3 separate regions of the Homo sapiens genome follow, and all the other regions are linked to region 1. A link is an interaction called in ENCODE POLR2A ChIA-PET data of the cell type or tissue named here. Cell type or tissue: PC-9. All regions are shown on one strand. Links, peaks and the distances in the headings refer to the core of each region. The heading gives the core; the rest is flanking DNA.

Region 1 (8,214 bases), core at 2,267-6,266:
ACCACTAGAAATCCTTGATGGATTTTTCTATTACATCTAATTTTCAACACATAGAATAAAGCCTTCCATCTATGTTGACTTTTACCTCAGAAGTTGAGCGAGTTACTTGATTTTTACAAGCCCAGAAAAATAGGCTTCCCCCTAGACAGTCATTGTAAAAGGAGTCTCTTGGTAGCAGATTCCATTTTTTTCTAATACTATAATTATAGATCGATCCAATAAATGTTACTTTAAAATTTTGCTCAGTGGAAAGGCACTATAGAAAAATCTCATGTATTAGCCTAAAGCAGCTTGAATCTACTCCCTATCTTGTGAATGTTTAGGAGTTTTGATAGCCTATATAAATAAGTGTGCTGCATAGCAGCAGTTATTACAATAAAACAATATTCTGCTGGATTTTGTTGAAGCTTTGATTAATGTGAATATAAATTGATAGGGACAACAGAAAGTTTGAGGTTAAAATTTAGGTAGCAACCTTGCCATAACGTATTGTAAAAGTACCATATGCTCATTGGATAATATATGAAAAGTAATGAAAAATAGAAAAAAGTTTAAAGTGAAAATAAAAATCACCATAATTACGCCAGGCAGAGACAGCTGTGTGTTTGTGGGGTTTTCTATGTGATGGAACTCAGATGCTATATGCAATATTTTAGTCTATGGAAGCACTTAAACATTGATAGTATTTTTTAAAGAAATATTTTGTGTCATCCGGGGTATTTAAGTTTTATGGTTTAGCACACTACTCTGGAGAATGGTTTGAGACTCCCGAGTCGAGAAATCAATTCACAGAAGTCCTGTTTCAATTACCTGCAGATGTCAGTGTGGATCTGAGTGTGATTCAACACTTTGTTCCAGGATGTGGTGGGACAGTTGAAGTCCAGTTGTGAACCAGTTGCTTATTAAACAAATAACAGTTTAGTTTGGATGAGAAATGTGAGCTGTAAGGACCTCAAGTCTCCGAAATTTCTTTTTATAAAATCTAAATAAGCATGGATATATTCTCCAGTTACATCCAGTTCACAGAAGATTATACCATCTCGTTCCCGCCCCTGATTGTTTAAACAGCCTAAGATTAGTTATAGTGCTGGAGAAGTAGAGTTGATGTCGTTGGGCTTATTAAATTTGACTCCAGCCCAGATGGCAGGTCTGAGCGATACATTAGGAGCTGTGTTGGTTTACTTTTTGCTGTTATCGTATATTTAAACTCAAAGTTTAAAACTGATGATTCCAGCTCTAAAAGGGCATCATCTTTGCCATTGCTTCTGATGCTTATCTGCTTTTCTACATGATCCCGCTCTTTCATGCAACTTCGTGACATGAAAAGTCAATGTCGATTAGGCTAGGAAAATGTCAGGGAGACTTGCAGTGGCTCATTTTACCAAAACACAATTGTTTCTCGGGCCACGACACAAATCTGCCATCTGTTTCATAAGCTTGCAGGCTTCCTCTGAAGTATAATTTGCTATATATATTGGTACAGAAATTGTTGGTAGCTTATGTTTACCTAGCAACATAATCTGTTTGGTAGAAGGCTGTGGGAAAGGAGGCTTTGTGGAGGAGGATTTTCTTTTTCTTTCTTTTTTTAAAGAGAGCAGTTTCTTCATCTACAAATTATCTTTAAGTGCAAGAAAGGCGGATGTGCTGGCCCAAACAATCTGCCTTTTATACCATTTTAACCTAAATTGCCTAGTAAATGCTCACTTTGGGAGTTATTTTTGCTATGTCAATTATCTCATATATACATGAATGCCCTCTTTTCAATTTATTTTTCTTTTCATACAAATCACTGTGAAATAACTGCCTTGACCTTCTAGCTGTAAAAGATCACCGAGCTTTGGGACTGCCTGCATCTGTCCAGTGTGTATTTCTCCTGTTTCCCAGTGCTCTTAGTGTGACTTGTGGGTTTTGAATGTTGAATTTACATTTCAAGGATGTTTGTCAGGGCCTGGTAGTCTTTAAGTTAAATGTAACAAAATCAAGCAGCCTGCACTGTGTTGTCTGCATTACATTAATTTTCATTTAATTGAATGAGCTGTATATTTCTACCTACCCACTTTCTTAGCTTTCTTATCAGCAGAGCAATGTGTCTGTTGAAAGAAAAAAAAAGCCAAGGGGAGAAAAAAAAGTTTTGACTTTCCTTCATGTTAGTTATAGACATCATATGCTGGTAAAGGTTAGAGTGTACTTTCTACATTCATTTTGAGAAGGGGAAGAAAGTGTTGTCCTGTCAACTTCCTTCATGTAACACCAAGGTATAATTTGCTGCAGGCTTATTGCATGATATTGCCCTTCTGAAAGTGACGGGTTTTTCATTTTAATCTATAGCTATTATGTAGTTCTCAATGAAGAGGCAATGTGGAGGTTACTAACCCACTTCCCTCTCTAAAAAAAAACAAACAAAGAAGAAATGAAAAGAAAAACGAACTTCTATATCATCCTGAGACTTTGAAACTAGTCCTGAGAAAAGACTGTAGCAGAATTGTTATATGGACAAAGTTCCTTTAGCCAGAGCCATCCCATGTCTTTCATCTTGCAGCCTTTGTTTCTGCCCCCTTGAGTCCCTAACTCTTCACAAGCCCAGAAATCTCCTCACAATGTAGCCTCACAGGAAAGCACTGATAACTTCTACAGAGTTGGCCCTGACAGTTTTGCAAGGGACATAGGAATTAACTGGGTTGGAAAGCAGGTTTCCTTGCATCACTGGGAGCAGCCATTAATAATACAAACATTTATTCTTGGTGTTCTCCAGTAATGCTAGTCATGGAAGTGAGAAATTGACAGCTTGAGTTGTGAAACTGAGACCCATTTTTATACAGAGCAGATAGTTAAAGGCAAGTGAGAGAAGATGAGCTAATGAGAGAAGGGTTGACAAAAGAAGAGCAGAGGACCGGGCTTTTGCAACAGAAGGGAGATGTAGGATGAAAGATCCTGGAGGAGTGAATGATCAAGGAGGGAAGCTTATTGTCTTATTTAACCAACACTTCTTCAGCATTGGTAGTGTGCCAGAGACAAGAGATGGGAGGAACAGGATAGAGAGGAGACATTTTTAGGAGGGTGATGAATGAAAACAAAATGGTAGAAGATGCCCCAAAAGTCTTTAGTGGCTTTATTTCTGTCGAGAAGGTCGGAAGTCAGATTGCAGAGGAGCAAGAAAGGAATGCAGCATTCATTCTAAAAGTTTGGCAGCATTCTAGAGACTGGTAGCTGGAAGGGTAGGAGGGTCACTTGTAGAGCAGTTGTTGATGTTGTTGTTGTTGTTGATGGTGATGCAGTTGTCTGCATGAGATTGAAGAGCCAATGGGATAGGAAATAAATCAGAGGTCCCTGGTGAGCAGTGCTGTCCACTAGAACTTTCCACGATGATGGGAATTACATACATTTGCACCGTCCCATTCAGGAGCCGCCAGCACCACGTGGCTGTTGAGTACTTGAAATGTGGCTAGCACAATCAAGAAACTTCATTTTTAGCTTTATTTCATTATAATTCATTTACATTTTTCTTTTCCTTTTTTTTTTTTTTTGACAGAGCCTTGCTGTGTTGCCCAGGCTGCAGTGCGGTGGCATGATCTTGGCTCACTGTAACCTCTGCCTCCTGGGTTCAAGCGATTCTCCTGCCTCAACCTCCTGAGTAGCTGGGACTACAGGTGGCGCCCCCACACCAGGCTATATATATATATAAATATATATATATATATTTATAAATATATATATATAAAAATATATATATATAAATATATATATAAATATATATATATATATTTATAAATATATATATATAAAAATATATATATATAAATATATATATAAATATATATATATATATATATATTTTTTTTTTTGTATTTTTATTAGAGACAGGGTTTCACCATGTTAACCAGGCTGGTCTTGAACTGCTGACCTCAGGTGATCCACCTGCCTCGGCCTCCCAAAGTGCTGGGATTACAGGCTTGAGCCACTGCGTCCGGTCATAATTCATTTACATTTAAATAGCTACACGTGGCAAGAGGTTACTATCTAGGACAGCAGAGGTCTATAAGGAGAAAATAAATGTGGGAGTAAGAAAATGGGAAGAGATGAATTCTAGAGCAGAGTAGGAGGCAGTAACTTAGTATTTAGGAAAAATCTTCATCTGATGAGAGATGCTCTCACATCTCCAATAGCTAGGGGAGTTCAGACCCATAGCGTAAATGTTTTCAGCAACCGAATTGTCAAGCTCATCTACTAAAAATGGGAGAGTTGAGAGGAAGAAGATTTGGGGACCCGAGGAGAAAGATTGGGATATTCACAGCATACGGTATATCAGGAACAACTGGGCAGTGATGGGAACCAAACTGTGGTTGACAGCATGAGTTTGTGGTGGGCCAAGTCTAAGAGGCTCAACATGGGCCAAATTTGTACTGAGCCAAATGCGTGCAATTCCATATAAGGTTCTTTCTGGAATAAGAAACAAACTAAAAGGATCTGGAAAAAGGATATTATGCAATTTAGGCTTAGAAAGTTATGTTTGAGTATATCCCAGCAGCTCTGTTACTCTCTCTTAAACATCTTCTGATAAATTCCATTGGTTTTTTTTTCTGATGAATTTAAGCCTTGATAGTATAAAATGTATTTAGAGGAATCTCACTAGGCAGGTTAGGGCCCTTCTGCCTGGGTGGTGTTTGGTTAGGGTTATCTGCAAGATTCCATTGCTTGTTCTCCAAGCAAAAGAGCTTTCGGGTAGCTCACCCACGCCTCTCTGGTGATAGGAGTGGAGATGGTGGGGGCTTCCTTATAGCTAGAAAAATTATAGCACTGTGTAAGCCCATTGCTATTTAACTAACACTCTTTCCAGATGTTCTTGGAATGGAGGCCAGGGGCAAGATATGCTTATTGCAATACAGCTTCTATTTGTGGGAAAGGAGAAAAATTAAAGGAATGAGCAGATAGAAATGGAAACTGATCAGCTAGTATTTTTCTATATGTTAATAACACGAAAAGAATTAATTATGAACTGAACAGAGTTTTCTTTAAAATCCAGGTATTAGGCAGCAATTTAAAATCTTGATTTTTTGATAGAAATATCTCAACAAGCTCAAATTTTTGACTTCAGAAACAAGTGCACTCTTTGGCTACCTCGTCAGTCCTGTGGATATTTCTGTGTAGGCATTTGGTTCTTGTTTTCTTCTGTCACCCAGGTTGGAGTACGGTGGCCTGAACATGTCTCACTGCAGCCTCAACCTCCCAGGTTCAAGGGATCCTCCCACTTTAGCCTCCCGAGTAGCTGGGACTACAGGCAAACGTCACCGTGCCTGTTTGTTGTTGTTGTTTGTTTGTTTTGTTTTGTTTTGAGTCAGAGTCTCACACTGTTGCCCAGGCTGGAGTGCAGTGGCACGATCTTGGCTCACTGCAACCTCTATCTTCCATGCTCAACAATCCTCATGCTTCAGCCTCCCAAGTAGCTAGGACTACAGGCAGGCACCACCAAGCCCGCCTAATTGTTGTATTTTTTGTAGAGACAGGGTTTCATCATGTTGCCTAGGCTGGTCTCGAACTCCTGGGCTCAAGTGAGCCTCCTGCCTTGGCCTCCCAAAGCACTGGGATTACAGGTGTGAGCCACCATGCCCAGCCTGATTCTTGTTTTCATTGCAGCCTAACACTCTTAGAAAAGGCTGATTCGTGTCAAAAACCCATGACAGTGAGTAACCCTGATTAGAACTCTTCTTCTAACATTAAAATTTAAAGTAAGCAAAATGTGTCTTGTTCAATATGTTCCAGTGGCCAGTAAGGGACAATACGACTTCTCCAGTCTCTATAGTTCCAGCTAGGGATTTAAAGAGAAATAAAACAGATGTTAGAGCCTCAACCTGCCAATATCAGACCTAGGTAATTGTCTTGCCAGTCATTTCATCCATCTGCTGTAAAATATCAAGACGTTCCCCCCATTTAAACCCTGATACCAGAGTAATTCAAGCTGCCTGAGTAACACCAGTAGCTACGACCAAATTAAGTTTTCAAAGATGAGAATAAAACTGCTGAAAGTAGAATTTGGCATGCCTCTAAGAGATAAGGAGTCACTCAGAAATTTTAGAATTTCAATTTGTTCATCCAGGCATTTGTTAAATATCTTCCAAGATCCCTTACCATTGGTGATGTGGGGAGAAGACAGGCGATTCAGTAGCGGTATCAGATATGAATCTGGCCCTCAAAGATTTGTACTCTAGTTGGGTTTACAGATCTGAAGCTTCTAAAGCAATTCGAGAACAATTAGATGTAAACTTACATGGTAAGGCCCAGAAGGTGACTAGAACCAGTACTTTTTTTTTTTTTTTTTTGAGATGGAGTCTCTCTCTTGTCGCCCAGGCTGGAGTACAGTGGCGTGATCTTGGCCCACTGCAACCTCCGCCTCCCGGGTTCAAGTGATTCTCCTGTCTCAGCCTCCTGAGTAGCCGAGATTACAGGCGCCTGCCACCATGCCCGGCTAATTTTTGTGTTTTTAGTAGAGACAGGGTTTCACCATGTTGGCCGGGCTGGTCTCCAACTCCTGACCTCAAGTGATCCGCCCACCTCGGCCTCCCAAAATGCTGGGATTACAGGCGTGAGCCACTGCATGCAGCTGAACCTGTATCTTTAAAAACAAAAGAGACATGTGATAGCACAGAGAGAACCTGGCATTAGCGTATCTAAGGCCAATTTTGTCACTAACTGACCGGATCACCTTGGCCTTAAACTCTAAATCCTGTTTGTTTTTCTATAAAATGGAGATTGTGCTACTTGCTAAACTGGCTTTCTCACAGGGCTTCTTGTCTAGGGTGGGAAGCCATACTGGATAATTTTGAAGTCCTTTCCTGGCTCTTAATATTCTATGATTTTATGGTAGTGAATGCAAAAGTGCTTTGAAAAGTGTTAAGTGGTGTACATTGTAATATTTGTGGCATTATCATCATTATGAATGCCTCTTTGGGGTTCCCAGAGGCTGATGTTCTCCGTGCATCTGCTCACAGGACCACCACACAGCAAGTTTCCTGACTCTCAGGCCAGGATTCTCTTTCTGATCCCATAATGTCTCTTTTAAAAATTAATAAGCTGAGTGACTAGCAGATAATTTCCCAAGGAGGTCCCTACAATTTCCCCACTCCCACACACATTTATTTTCTCTTCCTTGGCAGAGTGCAAACTTCACTACAGGCCACCGAACAAAATAATGTCTTCTTTTAAAATCATTAAGCTGAGTGACCAGGCAACTCGAAATATAGCAGGGTGTTTCCCAGGGAGGTCAGGTCACCACTTTCCCCACCCCCTCCTCATTTATCTTCTCTTCTCCATCAGAATGCAAGCTGCCACACAAACTTTTGGGCATATGCTCTTTTGGCCTCCTGGATAGGCAGGTGTTAGCCACAGGAAACAAGCAACTAAACAGGCTGCTCTTGGTGCCGATTGGCCATGGGTTAATGAGAGGTTTCATTTAACTCTAGGTGGTCGGTGGTGTTCCACCCCACCTCTCCCAGAGTATGTCATTGTCCTGAATGAGAAGGCCTGAGGGCAATGCTTAGAAATGAGTTTAAGCTGTTACACATCAACTAAGGTTAAAGTCCTCTGTGCTTCTGTCCCCCTTATTGCCTACTCTATACCATTCCTCTTAGCATATACTGCCTTGGGCTGTTTTTATTTTTTCTGAAGCATGTGGCCTGTATCCCTTAGTGAAACCCTGTAGCCCCTTGAACATTGAGCACAATGTTCTGTAAACAATATTCACATGATTTGAAAAACAAAATCCAAGCAATGTAGAAAATACGATCTTCTGAAGTATTTACAGTCCAAAAGAAATTATACTGATACTAATCCAAGAGACTTGGAAGTCTATTCACTTCCACCCTTTCACCTCAAATTGTGCAGATTGGTTTAACAGCCCACCATGTCTCACTAATGTTAATGTATGGTTACCTCTGGCAGTCTCGACGCTGAGATCTGTGACTGGAGCCTGGGCATCAGTTAACTTTGCCAATGACTGTGATATATCATCTATAATATATGATACGTGATATGGCCAGTGGAGCCAAACAAGTCATTGGAGAGTGAGTTATGGGCTTTCTGGACAGAAGAGGTATTGGGTCAAGTCCAAAAACAGCATTCAATTTTCCTACTCTGTAAGCAGCAAGAAAAATGAGGGCCAAGGTGACCACAATCCTATCTAGCCTCTACATCTGCCTTTACCAAGATGTTTCTAAAGTCCTT
Region 2 (8,214 bases), core at 1,529-5,528, 180 kb after region 1:
AGGGCTGCTGTACACAAACTGGGTGGCTTAAAACAACAAAAAATGTATTGTCTTACAGCTCTGGGGGCTGGAAGTTCAAAATCAAGGTGTCAGCAGGGCCATATTGTGTGACGGCTCTAGAGAAGCCTCTTCTAGTTCTGGTATTTGCTGACAATTCTTGACGTTCCTGGGGTTGCAGGCACATCATTGGAGTGATGCACATGGCCGCCTTCTTCCTACATGTCTCACATTGTCTTACCTCTGTGTGTGTCTGTCTCTGTGTCCACATTTTCCCCTTTTGTAAAGACATAAGTCATTGGATTGGAGCCCACCATAATGATTTCATTTTATATTGATTACCTCTGTAAAGAGCATATTTCCAAATAAAGTCACATTCTGAACACTAGGGGTTAAGACTTCAATATATCTTTTTGGGAGGACACAATTTTTTTTTTTTTTTTTTGAGACAGAGTCTCACTCTGTCGCCCAGGCTGGAGTGCAGTGGCACGATCTTGGCTCACTGCAACCTCCGCCTCCTGGGTTCAAGCGATTCTTCTGCCTCAGCCTCTGAGTAGCTGGGACTACAGGCATGTGCCACCATGTCTAGCTAATTTTTGTGTTTTTAGTAGAGACAGGGTTTTACCATATTGGCCAGGCTGGTCTCGAACTCCTGACCTTGTGATCCACCCACCTCAGCTTCCCAAAATGCTGGGATTACAGGCGTGAGCCACCACACCCAGCTGGGAGGACATAATTTTATACATATATATGTATATATAATTATCTAGCTATATAGAATATATAGATATAGAATAGATATAGATATATAATGTATATATAGAATATTAGATACATAGATATAGAATACATAGATAGGTATTCCTAAACATTTGTAGTCCAGTGATGTAAGTTCAAGTCTCAGTCCTGGAGAAAAATTTCAGAAAGAAAGTCCTTCATTCTTTGTTAAGGGAAGATAGATTACCAGTGGGGGGAAACTTCCTTTTTGTTGTTAATAATTATATTAATATCATATATGTATATATTATTAGATATGATAAGACTTTTATATTTATTTTTAACATTATATATGGTGTATTTTAAAATATTATGTATTATAATATGCAAATGATGAACACAAGTTTAACCAATTGCTTTTTTTTAAACAAGTAATTAATTTCAGGAAAAAGGCACCAAACCAACACCCTGTTCTACTTTTTTTTTTTTTTTTTTGAGACGGAGTCTTATTCTGTCGCCCACGCTGGAGTGCAGTGGCGCCATCTCAGCTCACTGCAACCTCTGCCTCCTGGGTTCAAGCAATTCTCCTGCCTCAGCTTCCCAAGTAGCTGGGACTACAGGCACGTGCCACCACGCCTGGCTAATTTTTTGTATTTTTAATAGAGACGGGGTTTCACTGTGTTAGCCAGGATGGTCTCAATCTCCTGACCTCATGATCTACCCGCCTTGGCCTCCTAAAGTGCTGGGATTACAGGCGTGAGCCACTGCGCCCGGCTCAACACCCTGTTCTTGCTCTTTTTTTTTTGTTTGTTTTTTTTTGGAGACAGGGTCTCACTCTGGGCTCAAGCAATCCTCCTGCCAAGTAGCTGGGACAACAGGTGCGCACCACCACATCCAGCTAGTTTTTAAAAAATTGTTATGTTTTTTGATATTGCTAGTATAAGGAGCTATCACACCCAAAGTCAAATCTTCGTTATATAGAAAGTCCAGATCAGAGAAGTGTATAGTGATATTTACCAGTACAATACTCTATCATATGTGGATATGGGGTCAACTGCAAAGCACTTTTGGGAACATTCAGGCTCGGGGACACTCAAACTGACGTGAAGTTAGCCTGGATCTCTCTTTTAGTCCAGAGTTGGCAGAGTGAAAAGCCCAGCCCAGAGGGAGCCAAGGGTCAAGTTGGGGTAGGGGAGAATTCACCCATCTTGCCTCTGATTTCCCAAGAACCTCTAGCATTTTCTGATTTCTGTATCTGTGTATGGAACTGGGAGTGGATGTGTAGGTCTGCTCTCAGGAGGAACAGATATCCAGCCTGTGGTTTAGGTTCCTTTTTCTAGCTAAGGGAATCCTTGGACAACCTCAGGGCTAAGTCCATTTGCCTGGGTAAACTTGGGGACTCTAGCAAGCCCCTTCGAGGCACCCCACCATTCTTCAGTACCTCGTGAACCTGAGGCTTCTGCTTCTGATTATGCTGTCTCTCAATTGCCTGGACTTGGTCTAGATACGGCTTGATAATTTCTTCTTTCCTCCCATGTAAAGGCCAGACTAGGGGAGAGTTCCACTTTGTCTTCTTTCCAGAGGACGACTTATCACAGGGATGGAGGAAAAGGGGTACAAAGAGTGCTGGCTGCACTTGGAGTCACTGACTAAGAGCTAATTGACAGGACATTGGGTACCGTTGGATGGGACAGACATAGAGCCCTTGGCATCAATGATCCTAGAAGATAAGCAGGTGTGCAAGTGGACAGGCCAGGACGCTTGTTAGGACTCTGTACTCTCTAACTATTATAGAAAGGCTCTACTGCTACCCCAGGCCTTCAACTGGTAGACTAGAGAAGGAGTGGGGGAAGGGGTTAGCCAATAACCAGATTCAGGCCCTTAGGGGCTGGACAAGGAGGCACAGGGGCAGGTGGTGATTTCTGGTGGTCATTCATTAATTTCTTCCTTCTTTCATTTAAAAAATATTTACTAAGTACTTACTGTGTACCAGATACTATAGTAGATCAAGACCCCATTTTTAAAGGAATTTATGGTACAATAATTAAGGAATGGGGAGAAATAGTAGGGATCAGGGCAATAGTAAGAAACAGATTTGGGGATTTTCTTCTCCTCAGTATGTGTGTGTGTGTCTGTCTCTCCATCACTGTGTGTGTGTGTGTGTGTGTGTGTGAGAGAGAGAGAGAGAGAGACAGAGAGAGAGAGAGAAAATTTATCTTCCTACAATGTCCTCATCACAAAGCAATGCATCTTTACCTACTCCGATATGCACGCATGCCTCCCAAATTGTAGGCTCGCTAACAATGACCAACAGCCTTCCTATCAAAGGAACCTTTTCTAAAACCTTCTCTACGTCTCAGGAGCCAAATGATGGTGAATGGCCTCAGTCAGGATGTTATACACATGCACCAAGTGACCACATTCTGGGTGGGGCATGCACAAGGTAGCTTTGGGTTTTGGAAAGATGCATTCTGGTCAAGTCAGTGAAAAATCAGCCAAGTAGCCTATAAAGTCAACTGTGGTTTATTTTGGACTTAGGCCACACCTAAGGGGCCATATGCGTGCACCTCACTTTAAGAAAACCTGTACTCAAAAATCCCAATTTTGAAAGGGAGACGGGAATGTGCCTGACCATTTTTGGAAGCCATCTAGAGCCCTCATTTATTGACACAGGTGTATCAAAGAGGTGGTGAAGCCCTTGAAGGAACATCTGATTCAATCCTCTGCCTTCTGATGATTTCAGATCACCTCAGGCAAATGGGCCTTTATCTGGTTTTGGCAGACTCCCAGAGACTACTAATGGGTTAAAAATGTGGCCGTGGCTGCCGTGGAGTTGAGAGGTCTGCACAGACACAAACCTACCTTGTCTTTTAAAATGAGAAGGGACTCTGGGGCTTTGTGGAAAAGGGTGTAGTTTTCTGAAAAAAATCAAACTCAAATAAATTGTTAAGTTAAAACATAAACTGAATTAGGGGCATACATTTGGGATGTCCCTCACACTTCATGGAAATTATGAAATACATCTCTTTGTTCAAGTTTAAAATTCAACCAACTCAGCTTCTCTGCACAAAAGGGGAGGAGTTCCCATGACCTGATCTTTGCAATTTCCTCTAAAGTATGGCTTTCTGTATTTATTTAGGAATATTTATGTTCAGTCAGGGCATGGTTTACCCTTGTTGTGTAGCCTTATTATGGTTTGATTTCACATTGGACTACTCACCTTTTAGTAACCAAATTTGCGACCCAGCGGAAATTTCTCTCTTACAAGGAGCTTGGATTCTTATTTATTTTGCAACCTTTATTTGTGTATGAGATGAACCATGACATTTAAACTATGCTTGATAGCTTAACAGATTATAAGAACAAAACCAGATGGCCCAAACAAAAATAATGCTTTGATTGCTTTAAAATTCAATGTCAAAAATTAAAAACAGCTTTCAAAAAGCCTTGACTTTTTTCCCCCGAGATAATTTTGAATCATATATGTGGACATATACTTTCCCCCCAAATTAGAAATATATAAAAAATTTAACAATGGTTATTTGGGGGTTGAGAAGGGTGTTTCCTTCTTTTTTCTTTTCGACACCACCCAATTTTTCTGCAGTTAGTTTTAGAATCAGAAATAAATTTTTAATGGCTGCTTTTTAGTTTAATTTTAATGAAGCCTTTTTAAGGGTTCGGTCAAGGTGTTTTTCTCTGCTGAGAAAATGGACATTGTTAAGCATTAGCAGTTCATAATTCTTCTTCCACACAAAATGATGAATAATGTGCGGTTACTTTAACACTGTGCTTCATGAGGTTGGAAAACTAAACCGGTCTCAGCGTCTTTAAAATTAATGTAAATTCTACAAAAGCAGTTATTTAATTTTCTAACTCGCTTTAATGTACTTTCAACATCATTAGTATTAATCACAATTGTCACTTTCTTTGAGAGCAGTGAACCAACTAATTCCTTAAAACTGGGCTTTAAAAAGAACCTCCATTTTAAAAGGCTCTCAAACCTTGAGATAGTTTGCAGGTCACAGTCAGAATGTGACTGCTTGAATGTTTAAACTAAAGCACCCACAAAGTGTTAGGATTCCTTTTTTTCCGTTCTTGTCTTGTAAAAGAATCTTTATTCTGACTCAGATTCATTTTTCTTTAAATCAGCTGCAAGAGAGTGAACAAACTTTGCTGCAAATCAAAGCCCTGACAGTTACATTTCCCTGAGATAATTGCATGCTGCTTTGGAGTTTCCTTTTCCCTGCTGTTTCCTTTTGTTTTGACAACAAGTTTCTGGGAAAACAATATACAAATGATAACTATGCTGTCACGAGTATACTGAATTTTAAAAATAAATAACTGTCGACCCAAAAAGCTTCCAGGAGCCTATGGAGTGAATTCTTTTTCCAAACCGTTCCAAAACCAGATGTGGAAATGTTTAGCTAATTCCCCTTCCCATTCTTCATGCAAAGAGTTCATACGTGTCTCTAACGACATCAGAGGAGATGGGGAGGCAAAAAATCCTGTCTGCTTTCAAAGCGATTTCTCTTACACTTCTCAATTCTCTCTCTAACGTCACAAAACTAATTTGGACTTCAGCTTTTGTCTCTTTTTAAAAGGATTTTTTTGGGGTCCTGAGATTAAAAATGCTCTGTGCTTAGACCAATATTCAATCTCTTCATTATAAAACATTAAGAAATAGAGCTCATGGTAAGAACACTTAAAATCTACCCTCTTAGCCATTTTGAAATATACAATATATTATTATTGGCTGAACTCACCATGCTGTGCAATAGATCACTAGAACTTATTCCTCCTGTCTAACTGCAACTTTTTACTTTTTGACCAGTATCTCCCCTTACCCCTTCCACTCCACCCCAATAACCACCATTCTACTCTCTACTTCTTAAAGTAAGGCAATGGTCATGTTAACCAGCTTGATCTAAAATAATCATTCCACAATGTAAACATAGATCATTGTTACATGTATACATAGAACACTGTATCCCATAAATATATACAATTTTTATTTGTCAATTTAAAAACAAAACAACTGCTGAACTTTATAAGCAGCATTTTCAGCATAAAAAATTTAACGATGGGGGAGTTAAGTGGCAGCTCTTCTTCCTCTTTCCTTTTTTTGTTTTGGCCAATCCATTCTCTTCCTGTCTATAAGAAGAAAAGGGCTGTCTTGGTTTCACAAGTACTACGAGATCTCAGTCTGGCTTTGCTAATCAGATTGTATCACTGTCAGTGACTGATATAGATAGCTCTTAAACATAAACACTGGCATTTTTCTGAACTTAATTAAAAGAGCATATGTGTTTATGAGGGAAGAAAGGAAATACAGTTTATATTCCCAAAATGAAATGTTTTATGATTTTTTAATGTAGAAAATTTATTAAGGCTTATTAGGGAGTTCTTGAAAAAAAGGGAAAGAGGAAAACTCTGTTAAAGGAGCTAGTGGGAAATGTATATGCATAAACTCCATTTACAAAAAAACAGAAAGCTACTTGTACTCTGTAGCTTCAAGGAAAGCAAACATTTTGCATCCAGGTGTTATTAGAAGCTCTGGGTTTGCCTGACCTCTCTATAGCTCAGTTCAGGACGCTGTGTACCAACAGCTGAGCCCTACTTGGCTATACAAATGCATCTAGGCTCATTGCTTCGGGCATGTTGCAAGGCTAATTTGCAATCGAGTCAAAATGGGGCTACAGTGATACAGACCCTGAGACTGCTTTTTTTCTCAGCACAGAGGCCTCCCCAAGAAGCTGGACAGTAGTCCCAAAATGAGTGCTCCCTTCTTTGCATTTATTTCTTCCCCAGTCCCCAACTCCACGTCAGCTCTAAAGAGTTCTAAAGACTTTAAATAGAATTCTGCCCACAGCTCCTGGGATACTGTGCATGGCCCGCATGATGGCTAAAAATACCTTCAGCTGGGCACCCCCACACAGCCCTCTCTTCTGGCATCTCCTTCCCATCTCTAACCCCTCAGCCTTCTTTTCCCTCTGCCCCCAATAACTAGAGCCCACTTTCTCCCTCCCTTGTTCGGGATCCCATTCTTCCAGCACATCTCAGCAAGGTGTTAGAAAAGTCAGCTGATGAATTCACACTGTGTTGTGAATGACTTATAACCATCCCCCCTGCCGGACGTGGTGGCTCACGCCTGTAATCCTGTAATCCGAGCACTTTGGGAGGCCAAGGCAGGCGGATCACCTGAGGTCAGGAGTTCGAGAGCAGCCTGGCCAACATGGTGAAACCCTATCTCTACTAAAAATACAAAAATTAGCAGGGCATGGTGGCGGGTGCCTGCCTGTAGTCCCAGCTACTTGGGAGGCTGAGGCAGAAGAATCGCTTGAACCCAGGAGGCGGAGGTTGCAGTGAGCCAAGGTCGTGCCACTGCACTCCAGCCTGGACAACAGAGCAAGACTCCGTCTCAAATAATAACAATAATAATAATAACCGTCCCCCAACACACACACACACACACACAAACACACACACACACACACACACACACACACACACACACACACACACACTACTCTACCCTTCCCTAGGAATTGCAGGTAGCAGGAGAAGGGAGGCTGCCCTGCTTTGAGGATCTGTTCTCAGCAAGAAGGAGTAAGTCTCAAAGTGTGCCAATGAGCTGGGCATTCGCAAGCTCATTAGAAAGTACATTCTGCTTTCCCCCTAATCTCCTTTCTCTCCCCTTAGAGATGAGCAACCTTAAACCTGGGTCTCAGTGACCTCTTCTTTAAGCTTTATCTGAGCTGAAGGGTGTGCTGTCACATGCCTAGTCATCTTCGTTTATTTCTCCTATCACATGGTGAGCTGTTCTTGGCTTTATGAAAGTCAGAGGAAAGAGATTCTGCCGTGTTCAAATTTGGAGAGTTGTACTAAATGAACCCCTAAACTCAATGACATTATTGAGCCCCTTCCTTTGAGACTGACTCAGTGCAACATAATACAAGAAGTGAACGTGTGGGGGTGGGAAGTGAGGTAGTCTAAAATGATTGCTTGAGGGACAACAGTCTCATTTCTCAGAAATTCTAGACATTTTATAATTATATTTGGATTATCTTTGGGGAAGGAGGAGAAGGAGTACAGGAAAGATGCTTGAGGGAGGGGGAGGAAATGGATGGCTTAGCTCTCTGGAAAAGAGTAGCCTTAAACTTGGGTGTTAATTTTGGGGTTTGAACAAAAACAGTTGTTTCCTTGGCCTAGTCCAGAACTACTTAAGGAGGAGGTTTTCATTCAGGGCAATTAGGCCCAGGTTGTGGGATGATGTTAAAGAAAGAAGGAAAGAAGGAGAGAGAGAAAAAGAGAGAGGCAGGAAGGGAAAGAAAACCCACCTAAAGCACATTTAAGACAAGGTGGTCTTCTATAGATCAAGACAATAGTGCAGTAGTGATGGGGTGATTATCTCAGCTTCCAAAAGGCACCTCAGCAAATGTTATGCAGTATTCCAGAGCAGGTGGTTTCTTTACTTAACTGTTGAGTCATCCAGGACCAGCT
Region 3 (8,214 bases), core at 1,529-5,528, 190 kb before region 1:
ACTTTGGAGGCTGAGGCAGGAGAATCACTTGAACCTGGGAGGCAGATGTTGCAGTGAGCCGAAATTGCTCCATTGCACTCTGGCCTGGGTGACAGAGTGAGACTCCATCTCAAAATAAAAAAGAAAAAAAAATTATTCTTGAAAGGACTAGGCACAGTGGCTCACACCTGTAATCCCAGCATTTTGGGAGGCCGAGTCAGGCAGACCACTTGAGGCCAGCATTCGAGACCAGCCTGGCCAACATGGGAAAAGCCTGTCTCTACTAAAATACAAAAATTAACCAGGTTTGGTGGTGCATGCCTGTAATTCCAGCTACTTGGGAGGCTGAGGGATGAGGATTGCTTGAAAACCCAGGAGGCAGAGGTTGCAGTGGGCCGAGATGCCACCATTGCACTCCAGCCTGGGCAACAGAGCAAGACTCTGTCTAAAAAATATATATATATATATATTTCTTGAAAGTTCCAATAATTTCCCATAAAGTATACTATCCATGCCCTTGCATATATGCTGTCCAACTGATTTACTCCTGTCTCATGCTCATTCTGTGGCATATACTTACTAAATGGAATGGCAAATGGATTTGCTTTTTCTATTTCTTTTATTTTCCTGTATTGGTAGAGCATACCCACACAGTTAAATCTGCATAAATTAAATGCACTAAATGGGACACCACTGATTTATTAGTACAGACAGCCCTCTGTATCTGTGGGTTATGCATCTGTGGATTCAATCAACTTGAAATCAAAGATATTTGAAAAAAAATGCCTGTGCTGAACATGTACAGATTTTTTGTTGTTGTTGTCATTCTTCCCTAAACAATGCAGTGTATGTATTTACATAGCATTTACATTGTATTGGGTATTATAAGTAATCTAGAGATGGTTTATATAAAGAAGGATGTGCATCAGTTATGTGCAAATACTACGCCATTTTATATCAGAGACTTGAGCATCTGAGAATTTTGGTATCCATGAGGGTCCTAGAGCCAATCCTCTGTAGATACAGAGGGACGACTCTATCTAATGTGAGCCCTACCCTTTGCTACTTTCTTGAGACAAAAAACTCAAAGTTTTTAAAATGCTGACCCTGAGATTCATTTATATTGAAACCACAGAATTTTAGAGTTGGAAAGGATCTTGAAGGAGTTGATCAATGCATGGGGTGGCAGAATATCAGAGTTCCAGATGTGACTGTGGTACTTACAAGCTAGATGAGCCACTTAACCCCTCTGTCTTTCATATGCTCACAGGTAAAATGATGGGAGGGCGTATGCTGCCTGTCTTCCAAAGCTGTGGAGGAAATTCCACAAGATAGTAATTATAACAATAATGATGTCGAAAAGCAAACTTTCAACAAGTTGAGTTGAAAAGATCTAAATGGCTTTTATTAATGATTCATGAATTGGGCAGCATCCCATCCATAAAATAGAAGGAATTCCAATGAGCAGAGCAGAGAGGGTTGGTTTTATAGGCAGAAAAGTGGTAAAGAAGCAAAAATAGAGAACAAAAAGTAGATTGTTCATTTTTTTCACTTGTTTTTATTTATTTATTTATTTTTAATGATAGAGTCTCACTCTGTCACCCAGGCTGGAATGCAGTGGTGTGATCACAGCTCACTGCAGCCTCATCCTCCTAGGCTCAAGCAATCCTCCTACCTCAGTCTCGTAAGTAGCTGGGACCACAGGCACGCATTACTGCACTCAGCTAATTTTTTAGTTTTTTGTAGAGACAGGGTCTCCTTATGTTGCCCAGGCTGGTCTGGAACTCCTGGGCTCAAACAATCTTCCCACCTTGGCCTCCCAAAGTGCTGAGATTACAGGTGTGAGCCACCACACCCAGCAAATTGTTCATTTCAAAGTTACTTTCCTTACAGGGTTAGAATAGAGGGGACTTCATTATCATACTGGCTCAGATAAACTGGGCCCCTTCTGATTGGCCACTGTGAATATCTTATTTTTTGGAAAGTTGGCTCATTTTAAAGTTCAGTTTGATTACATGGCACCTAGAACTAGTGACTCCATTCTGGTTTGGTTTGCTCTGTTAGGCCTAGTCCAGGATCTCAGTCCAAAACAATTGGCTTCCCACAATTTTTATTTAAGAAGATAATAACAATTGTTAATGCTTACTGGAGGCTATTTCATTTAATTCTCACAGTAGTCTTGAACGAGGTAGTTTCCATAATTAACCCCAATTTGTACATGGAGAACCTGAGACACCAAGATGTGTGTCAATGCACTTTGAAAAATCAAGCCCGAATTAGCCGGGCATGGTGGTAGGCACCTGTAATCCCAGCTACGTGGGAGGCTGAGGCAGGGGAATCGCTTGAACTCAGGAGGCAGAGGTCGCAGTGACCCGAGATCGCGCCACTGCACTCCAGACTGGGTGACAGAGCAAGACTCTATCTCAAAAAAAAAAAAAAAAAAAAGGAAAGAAAAAAGAAAAACAAAACTCAAACCTGGTGGCCGGGCAAGGTGGCTCACGCCCGTAATCCCAACACTTTGGGAGGCCAAGGTGGGTGGATCACATGAGGTCAGGAGTTCGAGACCAGCCTGACCCCATCTCTACTAAAAATACAAAAATTTGCCGGGCCTGGTGGTGTGTGCCTGTAGTCTCAGCTACTTGGGAGGCTGAGACAGGAAAATTGCTTGAACCTGGAAGGCAGAGGTTGCAGTGAGCTGAGATCCCACCACTGCACTCCAGCCTGGGTAAAAGAGTGAGACTCTGTCTCAAAAGTAAAAAAAAGAGAACTCAAGCCCTATGCAAGTGTGGAGATTGATTGGGATGAGGCTGCTGAGGGATAGAAATACAAATGTGACTTTGGAGAAGTCACATCCCCAAACTGGGATTACTTTTCTCATCTGTAAAATGAAGAAGTTGAACTCTTTCAAGGTACATTCAAAACTCCAAGAGTTTAAATAGAAAAGTTGAATGTGGTTCATTGTCCATACACTATAAATAAATTATTTCATGAACAAATTCTAATAAATTTACTTGTCAAGCTCTCTACAGCAACTCTATTAGGTCCACATGTTGAAGCCTGCATGGCATTTCACCCATTGCCAAGTTGCCCCTTTCTTTTATGTTTATTTGAAGTGCGAATGCTTCAAAGTGTTCTGAATATTTTCTCCTTACAGTGCAATAAAAGGACCAAGGAACATTCCCAGCAAAGCCTGCTTATAATTTATAATGCCAGATTACAATTTAATAATACATCTGTGGCTCCTTTGGCCAGCTTGACTGAAATTTTTAACGTGCATTTTTTCTGTAAGGCAAACAGGATACGTTCATTTTCCCATGTTTCAACTGTAAATATATTTTAATACTTTAAAAAATTTTAGAAAGAAGAAAGGAAGGAGGAAAAGAAAGAAGAAAGGAAGGGAGAAAAGAAAAAAAGGAAAGAAGGAGGGAAAGAAGGAAGGAAGGGAGGGAGAGAGGGAGGGAGGAAGGAAGGAAAAGAGTCACATTTCTGCTCTAATCCAATCCCAGTATTTTTCACTCCTAGATGCTTCCTTCTGACCTTGTTCAGCTGCTTTCAAATTTTTCCATAGTTTGTTCATTCCACAGGTATTTATTAAGTCATACCACTTACCAGGCAACAATCATTGTTCTAAGGACTGGAGATACAGCAAAGAGGAAGACAGAGGCCCAGCCTTGGTTGTAAGTTCCATGTACACGTACTTTTGTTTCCCTTTTTTTTTTTTTTGGCTTAACATTATATCTTAAGCATTTTTCCATGTGTTTGCCCTGAAAGAATGTGGACAAAAAAAATAAAATAGGCTCTGTTGTTAGAGGGAATTAGTAAGTTAATAAAACATTTGTTGATTCCACTGAAAGCATTAAAGTAGTAACAAAATAATTTTTACAAAAGTAAAAAAGAATAAAACATTTGTGCAGTCCTGCTGGGAGAGAGATTTGAAGATGATAATAATCACTGTTTTTCAGCCGGGTGTGATGGCTCAGGCTTGTAATCCCAGCAGTTTGTGAGACCGAGGCAGGAGGATTACCTGAGTCCAGGAGTTCGAGACCAGCCTGGCCAAAATAGTGAAACCCTGTCTGTACAAAAAATACAAAAATTAGCCAGACGTGGTGATGGACACCTGTAGTCCCAGCTACTTGGGAGGCTGAGGCATGAGAATCACTTGAACCCGGGAGGCGGAGGTTGCAGTGGGCCGAGATTGCGCCACTGCACTCCAGACTCTGTCTCAAAAAAAAAAATCAAGTTTTTTTGAGTACCTCCTTTGTGATAGGCACCATCTAGATGATATACACATATTATCTCATTTACATTAATCTTCACTACAGCTCTATGAGGTTGAAGATAGTATTATCTTATCCCTATTTTGCATGTAAGGAAACTGAGGATCAGAGCTTCTAAATTGCAAAGCCAGAATTAGAGTTCCAGTCTGAGCTGCATCAAACATTTCCCTTTACTCTGGGGATGGAGTGAGGAGCTTTGATTTCATTCCATTTCTTTCTTTTTGGAGAATAGGGAGTGGGCAATCATTTTGAACCAATTTGCCCAATTTCATAACTACGTTCAGGTTTGAAAGGAGCTGAAAATGATATGCAATTTGGAGGAAGTGAAAGAAAATAGAAATTATCCCCCTTTTTCTCTTTCCTCACCTTAAGACCTGCCACTGCATCCTTTTTGTTTGGAGAAACAAATGAGAAAATTGTCCGATCTTTTAGCAATAGCTTAAAACACAAATTACCAAGATACAGTAATTAGACTGAATAGTCAAGACATGCCAAAGATGTCTAGTTTTATTGCCTACATGCGCCAGTGGTTTAAGGGAGGTTAGGGTCACCTTGAGTCCTTCACATATCTCCAAGGTGATAACAGCAACAAAAACAAAATTCTAACAAAAAGAATTCCTGGACAGTCATGCAGCTCTTTACAGTTTTCAATGCCCTGTACAGCAGATTCTCAAATAGGAACAATGTGTGGACACTTTCCATCAGAAAATAATTATTTCAGGCCCTCAGTGTTGATCTTCTATTATAATATTACTTACATATATGATAACATAAAACAAGACATAAACTCCTTATACTCATAGCATTTAAACAACTGTAAATCCAGAATGATTTCACATATTAAATGCAAACAAAACTAAAAAATCAATACAACTCAAATCACTAACACTAGTTTAATATAATGGATGGTGTTGTTTTGCTAAAATGAAATCACTTGCCCCAGTGTGAATTGAATATTAGCATGTGCATTATTAAAACAATTCCTCTGAATTAACTTTGATGTTATCTGGCTTCGTTTGAAGGAAATATATCACTTATACTTTATGTCTACCTCTGTTCTTTTCCCTTGGATCCAAAAGAATTAAAGTAGTAATCTTTGGTACCATTATGATTGTAAACAGAAATGCAAATTTTAGTGCTGAAATTGCATGACAGTATTTGGTTATAAGATGGTCATTGACTTAATACCATTCTGTGGGACAACTTGAGGACCACAGTGTCAGAAACACTAGTGATTAAGAGCATAAGCTTTGAAACCTGACAGATCTGAGTTTGCCACTTCCTAGTTGTGTGAGCTTGGACAAGTAATTTAACCTCTCTGTTCCTCAGGTTTCTTCCCCTGTAAAATGGGGATAATAATAGTACTTTAATTTTGCCAGCAGAAACAGGCACCATGACCCACTTTTTAGACATGATGTTTAAGCCTGAAACTGCTGAGAAACTAGAAGTCACTCAGTGTTCCTTCAGCGCTCCTCTGTAATTCCAGAACTACATGAAGGTGGACAGGTTTTAAAAAGATATTTCTCTGGACTTTCACCCTCCCCTCCCAATATCTGCATTTGCTATCCCAGGTTCATGTTTTAGGGTGGAACTGGAAAATGTGATTGAGCTTTAAAAAGGAAACAGCAAAATGGCAATGCCAGTAAATAGACAATTGAGAATCAGTTGAACTCATGCCACAAGACAGCTGTTTCTATATGAAGCCCACCAATGAAAGCCTGCTTTTCTGCTTCCTGACCTGGCACGAATCCCTTGATTCCTGCGGCCCCCAAGGTTGAAAATAGCCCAGCCACCTGCCAAGGGTTGGTATATTTTTAGGACCAACAGGATTGGAAACAGGGCTCTGTATGCCTGGAACTTGAGCCAGGCTGCTGGGTGGGTATCTTACCTTCACTGGGTTGCTGGTTTCTGTGCTGCTGGATCAAATCCAGCAGCCAGTCACAGAAATGGACAGAGAGCTGTGAGAGAAGCAGATTGGAACAGTGAAAGGAGGTGGGGTTTGTCTGGGGAGGGGTGAATACAGGGAGAATGGAGTGAGTAGAAGGTCATAGCTAGTGGATGTTGGGTTAAAAGATATAGGAAAGGGGCTGGGTGCGGTGGCTCATGACTGTAATCCCAGCACTTCGGGAGGCAGACGCGGGTGGATCACTTGAGGTCAGGAGTTAGAGACCAGCCTGACTAACATAGTGAAACCCCGTCTCTACTAAAAATACAAAAAATATCTGGAAATCGCTTGAACCCGGGAGGCGGAGGTTGCAGTGACCCGAGATCATGCCACTGCACTCCAGCCTGGGCAACAAAGCGAGATTCTGTCTCAAAAAAAATATAAAAGATATAAGAAAGTTCCATAAATGATAGGACCCCACAACAAGCAGAAATCACAGTGCTAGACCCTTTCCTTGTTTAGAAAAAAAGTGTAGTTAAAACTTATCTCAATATCTTCCATCAGTCTCTCAAACAAACAGCTCAGAAATGGTCCCAATACCAGGTATTTGTCAAACTATAACAGATGAGACTGGGCACCAGTGGGTGCACGGTGGCTCATGCCTGTAATCCTGGCTGAGGAGGGCAGATCACTTGAGCCCAGGAGTTTGAGGCCAGCCTAGGCAACATGCCAAAACCCTGTCTCTACAGAAAATATAAAAATTAGCCAGGCATGGGTAGTCCCAGCTCCTCGGGAGGCTGAGGTGGGAGAATCACTTGAGCCCAGGAGGTCGAGGCTGCAGTGAGCCGTGATGGCACCACCGCACTCCAGCCTGGGAGACAGAGACCCTGTCTCAAAAAAAAAAAAAACAAAAAACAACAACAACAACAACAACAAAAACAAGTTATAGCAGATGAATCTGAAGCTTTTATTCTCTCCTTCCTTTTATCTGCACCCCACTCAAGAGAAAAAATTACTTTCCTTATGTCTCACTGTGGGTCTTACTCCCTCCTCTGAGTAATTTATCAGTCATTCTTCCAAACCAACACAACATTCCTTCTAAGCAACGTACACACAGAGAAGAGATGAATAGATGGGAGAGCAGAACACAAAGGCCTAACTAACCTCATTTGAGAGCCAATTAATCTGCTTGAGAAAATATTTTTTTGAATTTCATTTGAGACCTGAAGGATAAATCATGCCAAACTGTGGTGCTGGTGTGGGGGAGGGCTGGTGGGATGATGGGGAGAGCACTCCGGGACAGAGAGCACAGTATGTAAAGGTTCTGAGTGGGGAAAGCAAGTCATGTTTCAGGACTTCGGAAAAGTCCTGTTTGGATAGAGTTGAGAGATCAAAGGGAAATGTTGCAGGGGATGTTGGGAGACAACAGCAGGGGCCAGATCAAGGAGGGCCTCTGCGGTGTTATGATGTACATATATATATTGGTTTTCGCCCATGGTTCTTGGCTCATAACTCCCATAGCCCTTGTTACACTCTTGTTATAATATTGGGTGTGCTAGGCCTCAGAAGCTGGCCTCAGGAAACAGAATCTGATCTTCTCCCACTCTCCTTTCACCTGCCGCAAGGCAGAACTCGAATCCTTCCCCCACTTTTCTGATTATGGATCTTAAGACCCTCTCCTGACAGAGTCTTGCCACATACCTTAGGGGAAGGAATGCTGACATAATGACACGTCCGTCAAAACCCAAGAAGACTGGGTTTGGAGAGCTTCCCGATAGCTGAACACATAAAGGTTCCTGGAGGGTGCTGCACCCAGGGAGATCGTAGAAGCCCCGCGCCCCTTGCCCCATACCTTGCCCTATGCATCTCTTTACCTGTATCTTTTTCAATACCCTTCATAATAAACCAGTAAACTTGTTTCCTGAGTTCTCTGAGCTGCTTCAGCAAATTAATGGAACCCAAAGAGGTGATTGTGGGAACCCCAACTTAAACCAGTCAGTCAGAAGTTCTGGAGGCTTGGACTTGCACCTAGTGTGTGTGGAGGGGCAGCCTTGGAGACCGAGCCCTCCCTTT

The links. Peaks named below come from ENCODE experiments on the same cell type or tissue, not always from the same donor. Only the 100,000 strongest peaks of a DNase experiment are listed, where the experiment ranks them.
Region 2: POLR2A ChIA-PET joins it to region 1 with 6 read pairs; 4 of 35 experiments call an interaction of 5 or more read pairs at or near these places.
Region 3: POLR2A ChIA-PET joins it to region 1 with 5 read pairs; 1 of 35 experiments calls an interaction of 5 or more read pairs at or near these places.

The regions. Positions count from the first base shown.
Region 1 is chrX:134,746,431-134,754,644 of GRCh38, reverse strand. It overlaps a transcript of PLAC1 not described here. Among named protein-coding and RNA genes, the nearest start is that of PABIR2, 47 kb to the left of the region's middle. In PC-9, for the core only: no CTCF peak of the experiment used is centred there; a DNase peak (open chromatin) is centred at 4,654.
Region 2 is chrX:134,568,764-134,576,977 of GRCh38, reverse strand. The region is part of intron 2 of PLAC1 (placenta enriched 1); the gene reads left to right. Among named protein-coding and RNA genes, the nearest start is that of LINC00629, 23 kb to the right of the region's middle. In PC-9, for the core only: no CTCF peak of the experiment used is centred there; DNase peaks (open chromatin) are centred at 3,407 and 3,937; H3K4me3 peaks cover 675 bases; H3K27ac peaks cover 2,546 bases.
Region 3 is chrX:134,932,075-134,940,288 of GRCh38, reverse strand. No RefSeq gene overlaps it. Among named protein-coding and RNA genes, the nearest start is that of LINC02243, 13 kb to the left of the region's middle. RefSeq lists a silencer at 6,064-6,264. In PC-9, for the core only: no CTCF peak of the experiment used is centred there; a DNase peak (open chromatin) is centred at 3,578; H3K27ac peaks cover 1,550 bases.